Linked DNA regions of Homo sapiens: all the other regions are linked to region 1. A link is an interaction called in ENCODE POLR2A ChIA-PET data of the cell type or tissue named here. Cell type or tissue: Panc1. All regions are shown on one strand. Links, peaks and the distances in the headings refer to the core of each region. The heading gives the core; the rest is flanking DNA.

The links. Peaks named below come from ENCODE experiments on the same cell type or tissue, not always from the same donor. Only the 100,000 strongest peaks of a DNase experiment are listed, where the experiment ranks them.
Region 2: POLR2A ChIA-PET joins it to region 1 with 10 read pairs; 2 of 35 experiments call an interaction of 5 or more read pairs at or near these places.
Region 3: POLR2A ChIA-PET joins it to region 1 with 15 read pairs; 3 of 35 experiments call an interaction of 5 or more read pairs at or near these places.

The regions. Positions count from the first base shown.
Region 1 is chr6:166,580,747-166,587,401 of GRCh38, reverse strand. All of the region lies in intron 1 of RPS6KA2 (ribosomal protein S6 kinase A2), which reads left to right. It overlaps RAMACL (RNA guanine-7 methyltransferase activating subunit like), which reads left to right and starts at 724. Exons shown (of 1, transcript NM_001395999.1): 1 at 724-4,393. The coding sequence starts at 925. The coding sequence ends at 1,281. RefSeq lists a silencer at 382-521 and enhancers at 5,738-6,558, 6,639-6,655. In Panc1, for the core only: no CTCF peak of the experiment used is centred there; no DNase peak of the experiment used is centred there.
Region 2 is chr6:166,675,668-166,680,667 of GRCh38, reverse strand. It overlaps a transcript of RPS6KA2 not described here. Among named protein-coding and RNA genes, the nearest start is that of RPS6KA2, 51 kb to the right of the region's middle. In Panc1, for the core only: no CTCF peak of the experiment used is centred there; a DNase peak (open chromatin) is centred at 2,022.
Region 3 is chr6:166,925,287-166,931,941 of GRCh38, reverse strand. It overlaps RNASET2 (ribonuclease T2), which reads left to right. Exons shown (of 9, transcript NM_003730.6): 8 at 824-898; 9 at 2,151-6,655. The coding sequence ends at 2,354. Among named protein-coding and RNA genes, the nearest start is that of RPS6KA2-AS1, 25 kb to the right of the region's middle. In Panc1, for the core only: no CTCF peak of the experiment used is centred there; no DNase peak of the experiment used is centred there.

The DNA.
Region 1 (6,655 bases), core at 1-5,000:
TGATGCCACACAATTAGAGTGACGGTGATTAGAACTGATTTTGATGGTACATTTCTCTTGTACTTATGAAAAGCAGATACGAATCTCTAGTCTGTGCTTATCTCATCTTTCTTGCCTCCCTCTGTCCCATGCCAGTGTCCAACCAAGCCTTTCTTGGGCCTGTAGGGCTCTGACCCAGGGTCTCTGGACTGTGCACTCTTGTGTTTCAGGAAAATATTTCCCTGAGTTCATAAAAGAAAAATTATTTCTTCCTTATGTGTTAGTCTAATGTCAGGGTTCCTGATGACTGGCCACTTTGCTTCCACATGGGGATTTGGGGGACCCAGGCTTCTTCTTTGTAGCTCCACCAGCCCTAAGGGCCTGCAGTTAGCTGTGGGGGGAAAGAGACTATGAAAGAAGCACCTGCTTCTTTAAGGTACACCATCCAGACACACTCCATTGGCCAGGGCTAGTCACATGACCACACCTGCCTGCAAGGAGGGCTGGGTAATGTAGTCCCCACTGGGAGGCAGCTGAGGGGAGCCCCAGTCTATGGCAGGAGCAGAGATTTCTGAAAGCTGTTGGCTCCCTCTGCCCTGGAGGTAATGCTGAAATTTGACTTTGTGTATAACTGATGTGTGTTACCTTTGTCATGTCTTCAGAATAAACTGTGGTCATTCTTTTTCTTTCCTCCTCTGGTATATATATGGACTAGTTCATGGGCCTTATTAAAAGACTTGTTTGGAGAGGAAGGCGCTCGGTTACATTGGAGAACTGGAGTGGTCTGGAGTTCCACGGTGTAGTGGACCAGAGGCCACCTCTCCTGGGCTTCTCAGTGTCTCGCCGGCGGGGTTCGGCCTGAGCTGGATAGACATAGCCCTTGGCGGATTTAAACAACCTAAACATTAAGCAATACAGCTGCCTCAAACCTTTGGGATTTTCAGAATGACTGACACTGCCGAAGCTGTTCCAAATTTTGAAGAGATGTTTGCTAGTAGATTCACAGAAAATGACAAGGAGTATCAGGAATACCTGAAACGCCCTCCTGAGTCTCCTCCAATTGTTGAGGAATGGAATAGCAGAGCTGGTGGGAACCAAAGAAACAGAGGCAATCGGTTGCAAGACAACAGACAGTTCAGAGGCAGGGACAACAGATGGGGGTGGCCAAGTGACAATCGATCCAATCAGTGGCATGGACGATCCTGGGGTAACAACTACCCGCAACACAGACAAGAACCTTACTATCCCCAGCAATATGGACATTATGGTTACAACCAGCGGCCTCCTTACGGTTACTACTGATAGAAATGTTGGCAGCTTTTAGTAAAAGCATTTACTCTGTTACCATGAGAAAAGTTTGGGTGTCTTCTGTTGGTCATAGTTTTACATCTGATTTTACAGAATGGATTATTGATTTTTTGGAAGTTGAGACTTTAAAAAAAATAGATCTTACTTGCGAAATGCGATGGTTGCTGGGAATACCTGAAACTGTGGATTATATTGCTTGACTTCTACCTCAGAATCTTCTTTGTTTCATGACTTAATAGTGCTTTAAGTTTGGTATATTATTTGACCTCTAGGAATTCTTTGTTTTACACAGAAATAAAAATTTTAAAATAGAAAATGCTTTTACTTTGTAAGGTAAGAGAGTATCCATATGCTTAGATGTGCTCGTTTCTAAAATTCTAGAGGTTGATATAATCAGCTCATGAATGCACAGCTATGCTTTTTGTGATAGATTGTACATAACATCAGCAGTTGAAAGGTAAAACAATTGCTTTTTTTTTTTTTTGCATTTGTTAAGTGACTATGGTACTTTGTGATTCCTTAATCTATAGATGAGTCAGCTCCACACTTGAGTCTCTTTTTAGAGGGAAATCAGTAATAAAGCTGTAAAATAAGGAAAAAAAAAAAAAAAAAAAAAGACTTGTTTGATGTCATGTTTGAGATTTTCTCTTTAACCTTAAAAGATCAGCCTGGACAATTGCACACAATTATAAGTAAATGTGAAAATTAGGTTCTGTAATTAGGATGGCAGTAAACATAGTGGAGAACCATAACTAATCAATACAGACATGTCAGCAATCCTCGATTCCTTAATCTTCAAGAGAAAAAAAGTCATAATGAAGAAGCTAAAGTTGCTGAAGATGTGAGACTGAAAGTCCATCCCAGCGAGGACGGCTTCGTTTCCCAGCCCCGAGTCACTCACTACCTCTTTTTCACGTAGCCAGAGCTGCATCTTTTTTCATGTATTTCAGGGCATTCTGGCTAGAAGGAAAAATGTGTTACTTATGATCTTCTTTTGAAACTCGAGCTTCCTGCACCCCACATCGTTGTAGCAACATCGTCACCACACGTGTGCTCAGCACTCAGAGGTGCAAAGATGACCAAGAAGCTCTCGGGTTTTCTCACACTAGTTGCTACAGCAGAAATCTGCTGTGTGTTTTGAGACATCTTGGGAATGACACACCAATGTGCCACCCCCTCGGGATCTTAAAATAGGTCCAGATTGAATCTTTAGCTAATGTTGTTATTGTAAACCCTGAGTTCCACCAAATGTTTCTGAGTTTCTGGACCAATATTGCATTTCAAATAGATCAATCATGGTCTCTCCATGAGAAATGAATTCTATTGGAACGCTTTCTGAGCTCACAGCTCCTCAACGTATTTACTGAAAACTTGGCATGACAGCGTAGCTCCTTTGTTTCCGTTAAAAATTTCAGTTAAAATTACTATAAAATAAAGTGCAAAAGATCACAATCACAGATAGAAATGACCAGATTGGGGTATACTGAGTTTCCTTAACATCTGGAGAGCTGCTGAGTATCCCCAGAATGCCCAGGCATTTTTCATTTATTAATTGTGATGTCATGACATAACTGGCCTAATAGAGCTATAAAAAGTGTTGTAAGATGTAAATGTTGACATTTAGAGTGTCCCTGTCATCACTGAGTATGGTCATGCTGTTACTACAAATAAGGGATGGAATGTTAATGGACTCAATTGTATCCCTCCATGTTCACATTTGGAAGCTCCAACCCCCAGTGTGATTCTATGTGGAGAAAGGGCCTGTAAGGAAGTAATGAAGGTGAAGTGAGGTCCTAAGCCTGGGGCCCTGATTCGATGGGAGTAGTGTCCTCAGAGGAAGAGGAAGAGAGACCAGAGCTCTTGCTCCACCACGAAAGGGCGCTGCAAGAAGCAGCTGCCTGTGAGCCAGGAATTGGGCCCTCACCAGGACCAAATGGCTGGCACCTTGGTCTTGGACTTCCAGCTTCCAGAACTATGGGAAATAAATGTCTGTTTTGTAAGCCACCCAATCCATAGTACTTTGTTATGGCAGCTCAGGCAGACTAAGAAAGGAGCAAAACACACCAAGGCATTTTAAATTTATTAACCTTGTTTCGTTGCACACCTGGCCTACCAGAGCTATAAAATACATTTTAAGATGCGCCTTTTTGTTGACCCTTAGAGGGTCACTATCACTATGGGGTAAGGTGATGAAATTACTTGAGCTAAAGCAACTGTGTTGACTGTGTTTTGCTCTAACCTATGTTACCATTAGATAGAACCCATGGAAGTAAAATGCTGTAGAAAAACGTGAGAACCAGCCAGTTTGCACATTTCTTCCTGTGGCATAGTACTTCCTTTGGCGTGATGCCTCCTGGACTGAAACAAGCCAAGTGAGATACGTCTTCTGCCATCCAGAGGAGAAAGCCACAGTCTTGTGAGTCTTGTCTCTTTTGGCCATTGGCGCTTTAATAAGCACTCAGGAATTCAGTGGGCTTAGCTTCGGTTTTTAATGACAAACTGTCACGTGAAGACATTTATCAGGAGCGTCTCTCCTTTGTCACCTCTGGACAGTGGGTGGGGAACCCTGGTGTAGACATGACTTCCGCAGTGTTTCAGCACGGCCTGGCCAGAGCTCAGAGAAGGTGCGCAGGATGCTTAAGCTCTCCACCACCAGCTGCTTCTTCCCATTGGTTTTCGCCTCTGTGCTTTGAAGTTGCTCAACAATTTAATCACCAAGACTCACAGGAGGCAAAGTGGAGGGAGCCGTTTCCGCAGATCACAGCGACAGTGCTGTGGTTTGCCCCAAGAAGGCCGTGATCTCTGGTGCAAGTCCTACAGGGTGCAGAGTGCTAGACCCTAGGGTGAGCTGGACATCAGGGCCTTGGATGAGGCAGTGTGCTTTCTAAACAAGCAAGAATTCAGCACTTTTAGCTCACAAGTAGCAATTTGGTTGTTTCTAGGATCTAATTATGTGTAATATGATACCTTGAAAAGTATGCGAATGCGAGTAAAACTTACCAAACTGCTTTGTCTTTATTAGAATTGATATTGAAATAATTATCGTGTATATGCTTCAAGTCTGTTTATCCCAAGTGAATTATGAATAAAAGCAGTCAACGACCAAGTCAAGACAAAGTGAGTGAATTTTAAAGTAGGAGAAAATGTGGAAGGTAAAAAATATAGTGAGTTATTTTTCTTAAATCTTCAAATTATTATCCACATCAAGTTACCAAAAATATTTAAGTTTTAAAACCAACCTATTATACTGCTTTATTCCATAGCTTTTATTATTCAAGAGGTTTTTTTGTGTTTTGTTTTTTCTTCCTCTGCACATTGGATGCATAATAGCAATTCTTACATAAGAACCCCTAAAAGAAGTTCTTTCAAAGCGTTCTGGCTTTTTCAGTCAAGATGGAAATCATATCTAACCTCTTGAATAATGGAAATTTTATTACTGCCCATTTTTTGGCACTTTTTCTGTGGAGAAAATAAATGCCATTTCATTTTCCAAAATAAGATGTATGCATCTATGTTATGAATTTGATAAAAATTCATTGCATACTATAAAACTTGTGATTTATGAAAAATCTCTCAGAGCTCCATGCTACATTTCAGTTGTGGAATGTAATTTGTGATCGTAAAATGGCTGCATATTCATCTCCGCCCAACTAATGAGGTCATGGTGGTGAGCAGCTGTGAACAGTCAGCGTGATGGGTTAGTATATGGTCATTTAACACATGTTCACTCTCCCAAGAAGTTTGGTTTTGTTGAACACATTCATGGTCAAATGAAAAGGCTTTATTTCAAAAAGTGCATGCCACCGGAAGCCAGCTCAACAGTTCAGATCTCCATGGACGGCTCAGCGGCTTTCAGTGGCCACTGTGCTCACCCTCTCTGTGCCCTCCTGCTCACCCCACCTGCCCATGGGCATCTCACCCCATCTCACCTCTCCCTGTGCCCTCCTGCCCAGCCCACCTGCCCAGTGGGCGTCCCACCCCATCTCACCTCTCCCTGGGCCCTCCTGCCCAGCCCACCTGCCCAGTGGGCGTCCCACCCCATCTCATCTCTCCCTGGGCCCTCCTGCCCAGCCCACCTGCCCAGTGGACGTCCCACCCCATCTCACCTCTCCCTGTGCCCTCCTGCCCAGCCCACCTGCCCAGTGGGCGTCCCACCCTATCTCACCCTCTCCCTGTGCCCTCCTGCCCAGCCCACCTGCCCAGTGGGCATTCCACCCCATCCCGCCCTCTCCCCGTGCCCTCCTGCCCAGCCCACCTGCCGAGTGGGCGTCCCACCCCATCTCACCCTCTTCCTGTGCCCTCCTGCCCAGCCCACCTGCCCAGTGGGCATTCCACCCCATCCGGCCCTCTCCCCGTGCCCTCCTGCCCAGCGGGTGTTCCCTCCCCATCTCGCCCAGGGTGGGTCTTCATTTGAAGTGGTGATTTCCAAGGGCTTTCAAATCTAAACTAGTCTGTTTCTGGGTATAATTCTCTGTCATTCAAATAGAAAGTGAATATAAGGAAAATGGACACAGCGAAATACCCACCCACTGCCCCGCATACTCGAAGCCGGCCTCTCGGTGGCCTCAACAGGCTGCCATGCCTGGTCCTTGGGTTTGTGGAAAATGCCGAACCCACCTGAGCACTTGGACATCAAGTCCCTCAGGACAGTGGAGCGTAGGAGAAGGAAGGGCTGAGCGGGGCGTCAGTTCCCTCCCTGAGAAGCAAAGCACTTTGACCTGCGCATCCAGGTGGGTGTAGAGAGGCCTAGGCCCCAGAAGGCGCTGGAGCCCAGGTGCTGTCGGCATTCTCCGCATAGGCCCTGAGGGGAAGGTTTTGTCATGAGAAAGGCTGATGCTGTCAAAAGCAGAGTGGATGTTTGAGTGGATTTTCACATAAAGAATCATAGACAATATGTATGTGCAATATTAAATTCCTCAGCCCTGGCCAGACACAGTGGCTCAAGCCTATAAACCCAGCCCTTTGGGAGGCCGAGGCGGGCAGATCATCTGAGGTCAGGAGTTCGAGACCAGCCTGGCAAAACCCCTATCTACTAAAAATTACAAAAATTAGCTGGGCGTGGTGGTGTGTCTGTAGTCCCAGCTACTTGGGAAGCTGAGGCAGGAGAATCGCTTGAACCTGGGAGGCAGAGGTTGCAGTGAGCCGAGATTGCGCCACTGCATTCCAGCCTGGGCAACAGAATGAGACTTCGTCTCAAAAAAAGAAAAGAAAAGAAAAGAAAAATTCCTCAGCCCTTTTTCTGTTCATTAGAAATCATTCCTGTGGGTTTTGTGTCTTTAACCACTTAAAGATTTAATGTCCTCCCTTTCCTCCGCCCCCTACGCATGAAAATCCAGTCCGTGTCCAATCGGGTCTGGTTCCCCCAGGG
Region 2 (5,000 bases), core at 1-5,000, 93 kb before region 1:
AGCTGCAAACCTTCACAGTGAGTGTTACAGTTCATAAGGTTGGCACGTCCAGAGTTGTTCGTCCCTCCTGGCGGGCTCGTGCTGTCACTGGCTTCAGGAGTGAAGCTGCAAACCTTCGTGGAGATGTTACAGTTCACAAAAGCGGCACAGACCCAAAAAGTGGGCACCAGCAAGATTTACTACAAAGAGCAAAAAAACAAACCTTCCACAACGTGGAAGGGGACCAGAGCAGGTAGGTCTCCTGGCTGGGGCGGCCTGCTTTTATTCCCTTATCTGGCCCCACCCACATCCTGCTGATTGGTCCATTTTACAGAGAGCTGATTGGTCCATTTTACAGAGCTGATTGGTCCGTTTTACAGAGAGCTGATTGGTCAGTTTTGACAGAGTGCTGATTGGTGTGTTTACGAACCTTTAGCTAGACACAGAGTGCTGATTGGTGTGTTTACAATCCTTTAGTTAGACACAAAAGTTCTCCAAGTCCCCACCAGATTAGCTAGACACAGAGTGCTGATTGGTGCGTTTACATACCTTTAGCTAAACAAGTGCTGATTGGCACGTTTACAAACCGTTAGCTAGACACAGAGTGCTGATTGGTGCGTTTACAAACCTTTAGCTAGACACAGAGTGCTGACTGGTGGGTTTACAATCCTTTAGCTAGACAGAAAAATTCTCCAAGTCCCCACCCATCCCAGAAGCCCAGCTGGCTTCACCTCTCACTGGCACTGCCGAGGGACTTTGCGGCACCTAGTCCAGGTACTCCTGCAGCCCAGAGGGAGCTCGTCCCCCATCAAGCCCAGCAGGCGCTGGCCAACCGCGCTGAGTGCGGGGCTTGCCGAGCCGCGCTCACCTGGAACCCGCGCCAGCCAGTGAGCACCACTCGCAACCCCAGCTCCCGCCCGCGCCGCTCCCTCCACACCTCCCCACCAGCAGAGAGAGCCGGCTCCGGCCTCGGCCAGCCCCAGAGATGGGCCCCCACAGCACAGCAGCGGGCTGAAGGGCTCCTCGAGCGCGGCCAGATCGAGGAGCGCCGCCAGGTTGAGGAGGTGCCGAGAGCGAGCCAGGGCTGCTAGCACGTTGTTACCTCTCACTTTCACGTTCAAGCTCTTTTTGGCTATGTCCTACACATTATCCTTCATCTCATGTTTTCTAGATTTGCACTGGCAAAAATAAGTGACAATATTTATTTATTATTATTATTATTATTGAGATGGAGTCTCACTCTGTTGCCCAGGCTGGAGTGCAGTGGTGTGATCTCAGCTCACTGAAACCTCCACCTCCCAGGTTCAAGTGATTCTTCTGCCTCAGCCTCCTGAATAGCTGTGATTACAGGCACCCGCCACCATGCCTGGCTAATTTTTGTATTTTTTTTTTTTTTAAAGAGAGTTGGGGTTTTGCCATCTTGGCCAGGCTGGTCTCGAACTCCTGACCTCAGGTGATCCACCCGCCTCAGTCTCCCAAAGTGCTGGGATTATAGGCATGAGCCACCACGCCCGGTGACAATATTTATTATTTTTTTGTTGTGACTTAAAAAGCAACATCTCCTACTGAATAGCCTTTCTGTTCACAGTTTCTTTCTCCAAACTTACTATTTAGTTCTGTTAGTGCTGGTAATTGGTCAACCAGGTTTTGTAACGTGAACTAAATCCTATAGAATTAATATTACTTGTAAACAAATACGGTTTTATCTACTAATGACCATGATCAAAAAAAGTCATACTCAAATTTATCTGGGGAACAGATATCTAAATACACACTATTTCTAGAGTTTTTAAATCCTTTTGCCAAATTTTAGAAATTCATCTGTGGTCAAAAAATACCTGCTTTGCGGTTGAGAGCCCAGCCCCATGAAGCACAGGGGGCTCAAGGCGCAGCAGAAATGCGGGGGATCGAGACTTCAGAGGCCACGTTTTGAGCCCCCTTTCTTTGTCGCTTGCCAGCCATGGTTGGACAAAGGTCACCACCTGGCCTTTCTCACCCCACCTTGCTGCTTCTCCAGGCGTGAGTCACAGTCATCTGTAACTCTGAGGGTGACGCAGAACAGCAAACATTGAGAACTGTAAGTAGACGTAAACGATCTTATCTGTTGGGAAAGACATGCAGAGTGGAAGCCTTATTTAAGAGAACCAAAGTTCCTTCTGTGAAATAAAAGAGAGAAGGATTGAAGGCAGGAAACTGAGTTTTTGTTTATTTTGCATGGAAGTAAAATACAACTTTATTTAGCGAAAAGAAGGTTTTGAGCTAAGCTGTTGTAGAAGGCAACCTTCTGCGGTCAGTGGGCTTGCAGGGCGGCTTGTGGAATCCAGCTTTCCCATGATTTGGTTCCCCGTGGAGGGTGGAGGCCCAGTCAGGGGGATGAGAGATGTTCTGAGCCAGGATAAGCGTGGAAGAGCCTCGTGAGGAGCAGAGAGGATTTAGACCCACCTGGAGTAAGAATGGGTGCTGGGAAGTGGCCGGAAATAAGGTGGGAAGGTAAGGAGGCTCTGGCTGGCAGGAGAAATTGGTGCTGGTTGCACAACTTGACGGCTGGCATATGTTCTTGAGCCGGGCTGTTGGTATGAACACAGCACAGGTGTGGATCCATACCGGAAACCAGCTTTATATTTTCCCAGGATCACAGCTACATCCCACACCAGCTTTAAAAATGACTTATTTTATGCTGTTCTGGGAGTGATTTTAATATCAGAAGCATTTTAAAAGTGACAGTCACACTCATTTGCTTGAGAGGTTAAACCCCTGCTTTAAAAAAGATGAGTTTTATCATAAAAAATGCAAGCACATGTGGAAGCAAAGAATGTAATAAATCCCCACAGATCTGTCTCAGATAATTTCCAAAATTACCAGACCAGGCCAGTCTTGTTTTATTTATGTGTCCACTCCCTCTCCTTCTCCACCTACCCACACAGCTCCAGGTTATTTTGTGGCAAGTCCTAGGCATCATATAATTTACTTTTAATTTTAGAATAATCCAAAAATATCTTCCTTCCCCTTTTCAAGGATAAAGATGGAATAGCATTAATACCTACTCAGGTTGGTAAATACATGCCTGTAATCCCAGCACTTTGGGAAGCCCAGGCAGGCAGATCACTTGAGGCCAGGAATTTGAGACCAGCCTGGCCTTGTCTCTACTAAAAATACAAAAATTAGCTGGGAGTGGTGGTGCATGCCTGTAGTCCCAGCTACTCGGAAGGCTGAGGCAAGAGGGTTGCTTGAGCCTGGAGGAGGAGGTTGCAGTGAGCCGACATCATGCCACTACACTTCAGCCTGGGTGACAAAGTGAGACCCTGTCTCAAAAAAAAAAAAAAAAACTGATATGAACACGTTTCTTATTTTTAACTACACAGTAGAAGGTATTTGTATTGTATAGTATCTTCTACTATTTTATATCTCTATTTCTCAGAATCAGGCGGTTCTGCCTCTTAGGTATAAAACCTAACCTTGGCTTGATGCCCATGTCCTTCCGTTCCGTCTTTCTGGAAGGTGTCAACCTCTGACCTTCCATCCTAGTACTACCTCAAGCTTTCTGTTGTGAAGACACCTGGTAGCCCTTGAAGGTTATAAATTTTCAAAATACGCAAAACAACTATATATAAATTCACCTAAATTTGGTAGAATTGAGCATACTGGAAACAGAAGATTTCTCCAAGTTAACTAAAACTCCGTTGAAGAGAAGCCCAGGCTTTCTCAAGAGAACATCACGACACACTACTCCTATGTGCTGGACCATTAAAGAAATCCTTTCTCAGTTCCAGTTTCTCCAATAACTAATCAGTCAAAACAAGAAGGACAAGAGAAAAAATTCAATTCATAATCATGAGCCTCTTTGAAGTGTAGTAAATTGTGTTTGGTATTGTAGGATACATACAAACATGTAGATTGAAGGAAGTTTAAATCTGGTTGAGCGTGAATATGTAGACGTTGGGAGCAGTGTTCGCAGCAGAGTGTGGTAAGTGCTGTGGAAACATGAAGCAGATGGCTGTGGAGTTTCAAGGGGAAAAGTCTTATTATCTGATGCCCGGCCTCACGGGAGGGCTCAGCACAGGGACACCTCCAGGAGGGGACAGTCTGAAGTGTGTGCCTGGAACGGTCCTGGTTACAAGTTCTACATGGAGATTAGGTGAGATCTGATCATGGCTGACTTCAAATCAAGAGGAATCTTCCCGTGTAATAGGGAGCCGAGCCGCTAGAGGGTGAGGCGTGGAATCACAGGGTGGACTTGCGCTTCCGGAGATCAACCGGCCACACTTTCTAGGGGAGACCGGCCTGGGGCAGGGCCAGCCCTTCAGGAGAAGAGAAGTGGATAAGGCAGTTGTGCAGGCTGCACCTCCCAGGACATTTTTTTTTTTTTTTTTTGAGACAGAGTCTTAAGTCTGTTGCATAGGCTGGAGTGCAGTGGCATGATCTTGGTTCACTGCAACCTCCGCCTCCTGGTTTCAAGTGATTCTCCTGCCTCAGCCTCCTGAGTAGCTGGGATTACAGGTGTATGCCACCACGGCCAGCTAATTTTTGTGTTTTTGGTAGAGACAAGGTTTCATCATGTTGGCCAGGCTGGTCTCCAACGCCTGACCTCAAGTGATCCATCCCCCCTCGGCCTCCCAAAGTGCTGGGATGACAGGTATGAGCCACCGCACCCGGCCTCCCAGGACTTTTCATTGGCGAGCCAGTGAATCCCTTACGGCGAAGCCTGTTTACACTCAACTTTCTGTTATGACGATTGACAGCTTCCTTACCTGCCCAGAGAAAAGCAAACAAATGGTGACCTCAGAAGCAGCATATAGAACTCAGGGAACAGAGACCTTTAAAAACCTAGAGAGACTGTGAAGATATGACACAATAGCCAAAAAACAAACAGGATGAAACAAATAAGGAATAACTGGAAAAGTGAAAGCATTCCTCCCGATTTAAAATAGGAGTGCTAAAACACAAAAACAAATATTGGGACAGTGTTGAGGAATTCTAGTGAGTGGAACTGGAAACAGGCACAAAATAGGATTGAAATGAGA
Region 3 (6,655 bases), core at 1-5,000, 340 kb before region 1:
AAGGAGAAGAAGGAGGCCAAGGAGATGGGGCAGGAATGGCAGCCGGCAGCCAGGCGGTCAGTGGAGCAGGTGCTCAGGAGGCCCACAGGAGAGCTTCGTGGAAGGAGTGGACAGTGTCTGAGGCAAGGGGCAAAAGGCATCTGCTGGAGCTGGTGACCCCAGCTTGGTGCCCCCCAAAGCCAGAGTACGAGGCTGAGAGGATGCAGGTGTCCTCCTAGGAGGTTTGAGTCAGAAGGCACGAGGCAGAAGCAGTGGGGGAGGACTCCCTCAGTAGAGCGAGGAGGAGGCCCCTCATCCAAGAGGAGGTTGGAGCACAGGGGGGTCTAGGTTTGCAGTTTCGGGACCGGTAGCTGAGGGGTCCCAGGGCCTTTCTTCTGTGAAGGAGAATGTGTCCACCGTGGGGAGGGGGTCGGGAGAGAGAGATACTTCAGAGTGGACAGGGCTGAGAAAGCTTTATGGGCCGCGAAAGGCAGAGTAGTTGTTGGTGGATGAGGGTGGCTGTGGCAGGTGGCGTTTCAGGTGAGACAGCTCGGGGCCCAGAAAGACACTGGGAGGAGGAGAGCTCTGCTCTCCAGAGAAACAGGAGCAGAGAGGAAAACAGAGCCGCAGCGAGCGGCTTGTGGTCTGGGGATGAAGCCCAGGTTGACAGCATCCTCTGCTTCGCTGGTGGAGGTGGGGGCATCATTCTCACACCTGTGCTGGGTCCTGTCCCTGCCAGCCAAGGGAGACCAGGACCCTGCCACTGTTGCGCTCAGGATAGTCCAGAACTGTCAGATCTTTTCTGTTGAAGTTTAATTTCTAATACACTTGTATTTAAAATCAGGTTGCAGATTTTAAAGATGCCCTTGCCAGAGTATATGGAGTGATACCCAAAATCCAGTGCCTTCCACCAAGCCAGGTTAGACAGTTATGTTTTGTCTTCCTTTTTTTCTCAAGAAGACAGGTTCTACTTTTCTGATGGCCTTGTCTTCACCATGCAGTTCCCTGGGGCAGACTTGTATTTGTGCATTTGTGTCTGTATATGTGGGCATGTGGTGTGTGTGTGCATGTGTGTGTGTACATGCATGTGTGCATGTGCTGTGTGTGCATGTGTGTGTACATGCATGTGGGCATGTGCTATGTGTGCATGTGTGTGTACATGCATGTGGGCATGTGCTATGTGTGCATGTGTGTGCATGTCCTGTGTGTGCATGTGTGTACATTATGTGGGCATGTGCTGTGTGTGCATGTACATGCATGTGTGCATGTGCTGTATGCGCATGAGTATACATGTGCGCATGTGCTGTGTGTGCAAGTGTGTACATTATGTGGGCATGTGCTGTGTGTGCATGTACATGCATGTGTGCATGTGCTGTGTGTGTGCATGTGTGTGCATGTTCTCTGTGTGAACATGCATGTGGGCATGTGTGTGCATGTGTGAATGTGTGCATGCATGTGAACGTGCTGTGTGGGCATGTGCGTGTGTGTGTGTGTGTACATGCATGTGGGTATGTGCTGTGTGTGTGCATGGGCCTGTGCCTCTGTGTGAATGTGCATATGAACATGTTCATGTACTGTGTGTATGTGTGCACATATGGGCATGTTCTGCATGTGTGCACAGGCCTGCACATCTGTGTATGTGAGCATGCATGTGTGTCTGTGTGAGCATGTGCTGTGTGTGAGCAAGCATGGTTTCTTGACAGCATGCTAGGACAGGGTTTGTCTTCTTGCTTATCTTTAACAAGAATATACCTGTTCTTTTAGCAATAGGGTACTGTTGCCCTTTTGGCCTACAAAAGCCATTTCTTCTCCTAATATCTTGATAGATATGTTGAGTGCTGTTGTATCTGTGTGTAACTTTGTTAATTTTCTCTAACATAAAAGCAGAGGCTTTTCACCAGGGCACCAGGCTGGCCTCTGGTGGTGACCAGGGGATCCAACCCCCAAGCCCAGCTCCACTGCCCACAGGCGAGTCACCTGGGGCCACTCCTTCCAATTTAGTGCACAGCAGCCTTCTGCTCAATGAAGGGGTCCGTTCTTGGAACCTAGAACCTGTGGTGTGGAGCCTCTGCTTTTGTTATCTTCTAAAAGTTCTAAAAGTTCATGATCTTAAGACCTTGATGATAATCCAAGATCTGAATTCTAAAGCGTCTTTCATTGTTTACTTTTAGGATGAGGAAGTACAGACAATTGGTCAGATAGAACTGTGCCTCACTAAGCAAGACCAGCAGCTGCAAAACTGCACCGAGCCGGGGGAGCAGCCGTCCCCCAAGCAGGAAGTCTGGCTGGCAAATGGGGCCGCCGAGAGCCGGGGTCTGAGAGTCTGTGAAGATGGCCCAGTCTTCTATCCCCCACCTAAAAAGACCAAGCATTGATGCCCAAGTTTTGGAAATATTCTGTTTTAAAAAGCAAGAGAAATTCACAAACTGCAGCTTTCTAAAAAACAACTCCAAAGTGAAGTCTGTTTATTTTGCTGTTTCCCCTCCATGCCTGTGAATTGGATGTTGTGGTCCCTGTAGAGTGAGTGCATGTGGCGTACACGGGGAGAAAGGAGCTCTCCCACGCCTGAGTGGCTGTTTTGTGCTTGGGATAAAGCTCACAGATTGTTTTTTTTTTTCTCTATTAAACTCTTCAGTGCCCTGGTAGATCAGGCAGGCATACTTGGAATTTAGACAGATGGCACCGATTCAGGGGACTCTCTTGCTCGAGTTTTCCCCTCGGAGCCTGTTGCCTTCTTGGCGCAGGGACCCTGTCAAGACGAAGAGCTCCACGCATGGCAGGAGCCCACGCTGATGCCTGGTGGGCCTGGGGGGTGTCTCTAGCTCAGACTGGGTCTGTTCCATGTGACCAGAGCCCCAGGACATCGTTCCTTAGCCAGCTGCTCCGTTGTTGGAGGCCTGGTGTGGTCACAGGTGTGTCCTAGAACGGTGACTTTGCCCCTCCTGCCCTAGGAGATTTGGGTGTATTCACAGAGCAGCCATCTCCTGTCTCCGTCAGAGCAGTCTCTTCCAGGTTACTGGAAGGTCAGTTTCTGTCAGGCCTCACTTCCTTCTTATCAGAGGGTAGCCAGGTCCCTGCACTGGTATCTATTTAGAAATGTACATGGAGCCCCCAGCGAAATGTGCCTACATTGTGTGTTCCAGAACCGGAGGTACCCTTACCTTCTAGATATGTGATGACATGGCTCTCACGTCAGGCAGACTGCTGCACCCACGCTCTCGGCCTGCCGTGCAGGGATTTCACTCGTGGAGTGAGGCATCTGGGGGCTGTGCAGTGAGGAGCTTTCCATGTGTTGTTAAGACAACCTGTTAGCATTGTCTTCTCCCGCGTCTCCTGGCCTCTTCTCTCTTTAAATCCTTTTCTCTGTTTGTCTTAATCACATTAACGTCCTATTTATGTTTTATTCAATATACATTTAAAATAGAACTTACTATGTGCCAGGCATTGTGTTCAACACGTGAAATATTTAATCCTTAGAATAACCATATTGTCAGCATAATTTACAAAAAAAAAAAAAACAGCTGTATCAATGCCTGTGAATATTCGGCTTTACTCGCCCATTTAAAGAAGAGATTTTCAAATTGGCTCAAACCAAAACCTCACTTCATGGTGTCTACAAGACAGTCTGAAATGCAGAATGTTCAGAGAGAGACAAAGGTTTACCAGGCAGATGGGACGGTGAGAAAGTAGGTGTCGCAGTCCTGATCCTAGACTCAGTGGCCTCTGCGTCCCCCGCAGGCATTAAAGGAGACACAGGACGGCCTCTGGCCCTCTGGAAACAAGCTCTGCAGTAAGAGCCTGAGACAGGCAGCACCCAGCCAGGCCTGACAGCTTCTGCAGACAGACAGAGTGAGATGATGGGGGATTTGATGGAAGCAGTCCCTGTATTTTGTCTCTTCTGTAATGGAGGAGCTGAGCCCTCTTCTGCAAGCTGTGGGGAAGGCTAGCGGAGCCCAAGGGTCCAGGGTCCCCACCTTGTCATTGTCCCTCGGCCCTTCTCTGAGCTCATTTCTGTCTCCAGTGTTTTTCTGTTGGCTTGGCAGGGCAGGATTTGTTTCTGTCGGGAACTGATGATTTGTGTTTTGATGCCTGTGAGAGGGACAAGATCTGATTTGTTTTGCACCTGGAAGGGCGTGATTTCCTGCATTTGCTCTGCGTCCTCAGGGAGTGGGTGTACTTTAGAGTTGGACTCTTAAGCCTCAGAGTCCTTTAAATGATGTCAATTCTTTTTTTTTTTTTTTTTTTTTTTGAGTCATTTTGCGAACACAGGGATCAAGGCTTGGGTTTTATCTTCATTATTCCCAGAGGAGCTGGTGAATTTGAACAGACTTCCTATTCAAATTGCATTTATTTTATAGCCTTGGGGGGTCAAGGAAAGCAGCTCTTCAGAGGCTGTCTGCAGTCGGCTGGCCTTTGCGGTTTTTAAAGAAGCCATTCTTTTTTTTAAGTAGCGTGTATTTATTATATGAGTGTGAGCATTTGAGAGCGGATGGGGACGCCAACAAGGTAGCATCCTGGTGGGAGGCATGGGCTGCGGAGTGCTGGTTTCCTGCCATTGTCACGTCAGCTAAATGGAAGAAGGCACTGGTGAGGGGCTGGATGGTTCAAAACATGAGCACAAGCAAATGCTTGGCTCTCTTAATATTCCTATTTTGGCCTAGAGCTCAGGAGCAGGTAGAACATGAGCGTTTGATAACCTGCCTCAGATCATGTAAGTATAAGGCACTTATGAGCCGCAGGAGACAGAAGGGGAAGACTCTGCGTTTAAGGTTCAGTGATGGAGATCAGATCCAAGCACATGTTTTTACATCATTAAACAAGTAGGTCGTGCATTTTCCAGATTCAACTCAGGAAGATGCAACTCTGACCACACGGTTCTCGCTGTAACTGGGCGGAGGTGACTGAGAAATGCCTCCCATGTGAGCGGGGTCTCAGGCTCGTATGTGTGGAAGGAGGAGCAGGCCAGGCTCTGGGATCAGAGCTGGGGGTACAAGTGTCTCCCAGGGGGACAAAGGAGCAGGCGCATCTCAGGATGGAGAGCAGCCAGGAGGGGCAGCTGGCCCGGGTCTCAGCCAGAGCAGGCGTCTGCCTGGAGCATCTCTGCGGCACCATGGAAAAGAGGACCCGTGGACTAGGCCACAGGGATGAGTGGAACTTATGGTGGAAAAAGACACCATAGGTAAAAGCGAGACAAGAAAACCAGGTTCCCATGAAACTCCTTCAGACCAGCCCCTTCTCAGCAGGGCTATTGCTGTACCCAAGAGCATTTCTCTTGGCCTGGGAGGGGACAATGCTTTGTCACCTGGAAAGCAATCCCTCTCTCCAAGCTAGTAGTGGGAGATCATTATGCGCTTGAATAACTAACAGTAGCAATTGTATCATATTCAGAACTAGATATCTTTTCTTTTCTTTTCTTTTTTTTTTTTTTTGAGACTGAGTCTCACTCTGTCGCCCAGGCTGGAGTGCAGTGGTGCGATCTCGGCTCACTGCAACCTCTGTCTCCTGGGTTCAAGCAATTCTTCTGCCTCAGCCTCCCGAGTAGCTGGGACTAGGCACGCCACCATGCCCGGCTATTTTTTGTATTTTTAGTAGAGTTGGGGTTTCACTGTGTTGGCCAGGCTGGTCTGGAACTCCTGACCTCAGGTGATCTGCCTGCCTCAGCCTCCCAGAGTGCTAGGATTATAGGTGTGAGCCACCGCGCCTGGCCCAGGTATCTTATCTTTCCACCGAAACTTTTGCCTCCATCTCGGTGAATGACATCACCATCCGCTTATTCCAGGTAGAAACCTCAAAGTGAACTGGAAACTTTTTAAAAAAATTTTGCCTAAATTGTGAAAGTATTCTGAATTATATTCAGCTTATCCTTCTCATTACTGACTTAGTTCAAGCCTCAGTCTCCCATCTGGGCCATGCATTGACTGCCACGCCACCTGACTGTCAGTGCTGGACGCTGGCACCGTGTTTGTGCCACTCTCCGTAACCAACCATGGCTCTCTGCTCCCAGATCACACCTCCCCAGTATGGCGGCTCAGGGACATTCCCTCAATCCCTCCTGCCCTGTTGGCAGTGCCTCCACCCACTCCCCACAGCCCATGAGGGCTCTGCTTAGCACTTCCTTGTGCCTGGATTCTCCGCGCAGTTTGGGTGGCCTGGAGTGCTCTTCTGCTCACCTAGTTTAGCAAGTTCCATGGGATATCAACACCCAGTTCCATGGTTGGCCGTTAAGAGTTCTTTTGCAGTCCTGGGTGGCTCTGCGCCTCCACGCCCAGGGACCAGGGCCTCTTCTCTTCCAGCTCTTGTTGTGTTACATAGAAGATGCCAGCTGGATGGCACAGGGGAGGGCCGTACAGTGTAGATGCGGACAATGTGGCATAGGTGAGGACTGGACAGCAGAGACAGTGGCTGCATGATGGAGGTGAGGGCTGGACGGGGGAGGCAAGGGCTGGACCGGGGAGGTGAGGGCTGGACAGGGGAGGTGAGGGCTGGGCAGTATAGATGAGGCCTGGGTGGCAGAGGTGAGGGCTGTGCAGTGTAGGTGAGGACGGGCTGGACAGGGGAGGTGAGGGCTAGGCAGTGTAGATGAGGCCTGGGTGGCAGGAATGATGCCTGGATGGAGGAAGTGAGAGCTGGGTGGCTTGAGTGAGGGCTAGATGGCATGGGTGAGGGCTAAGTGGCA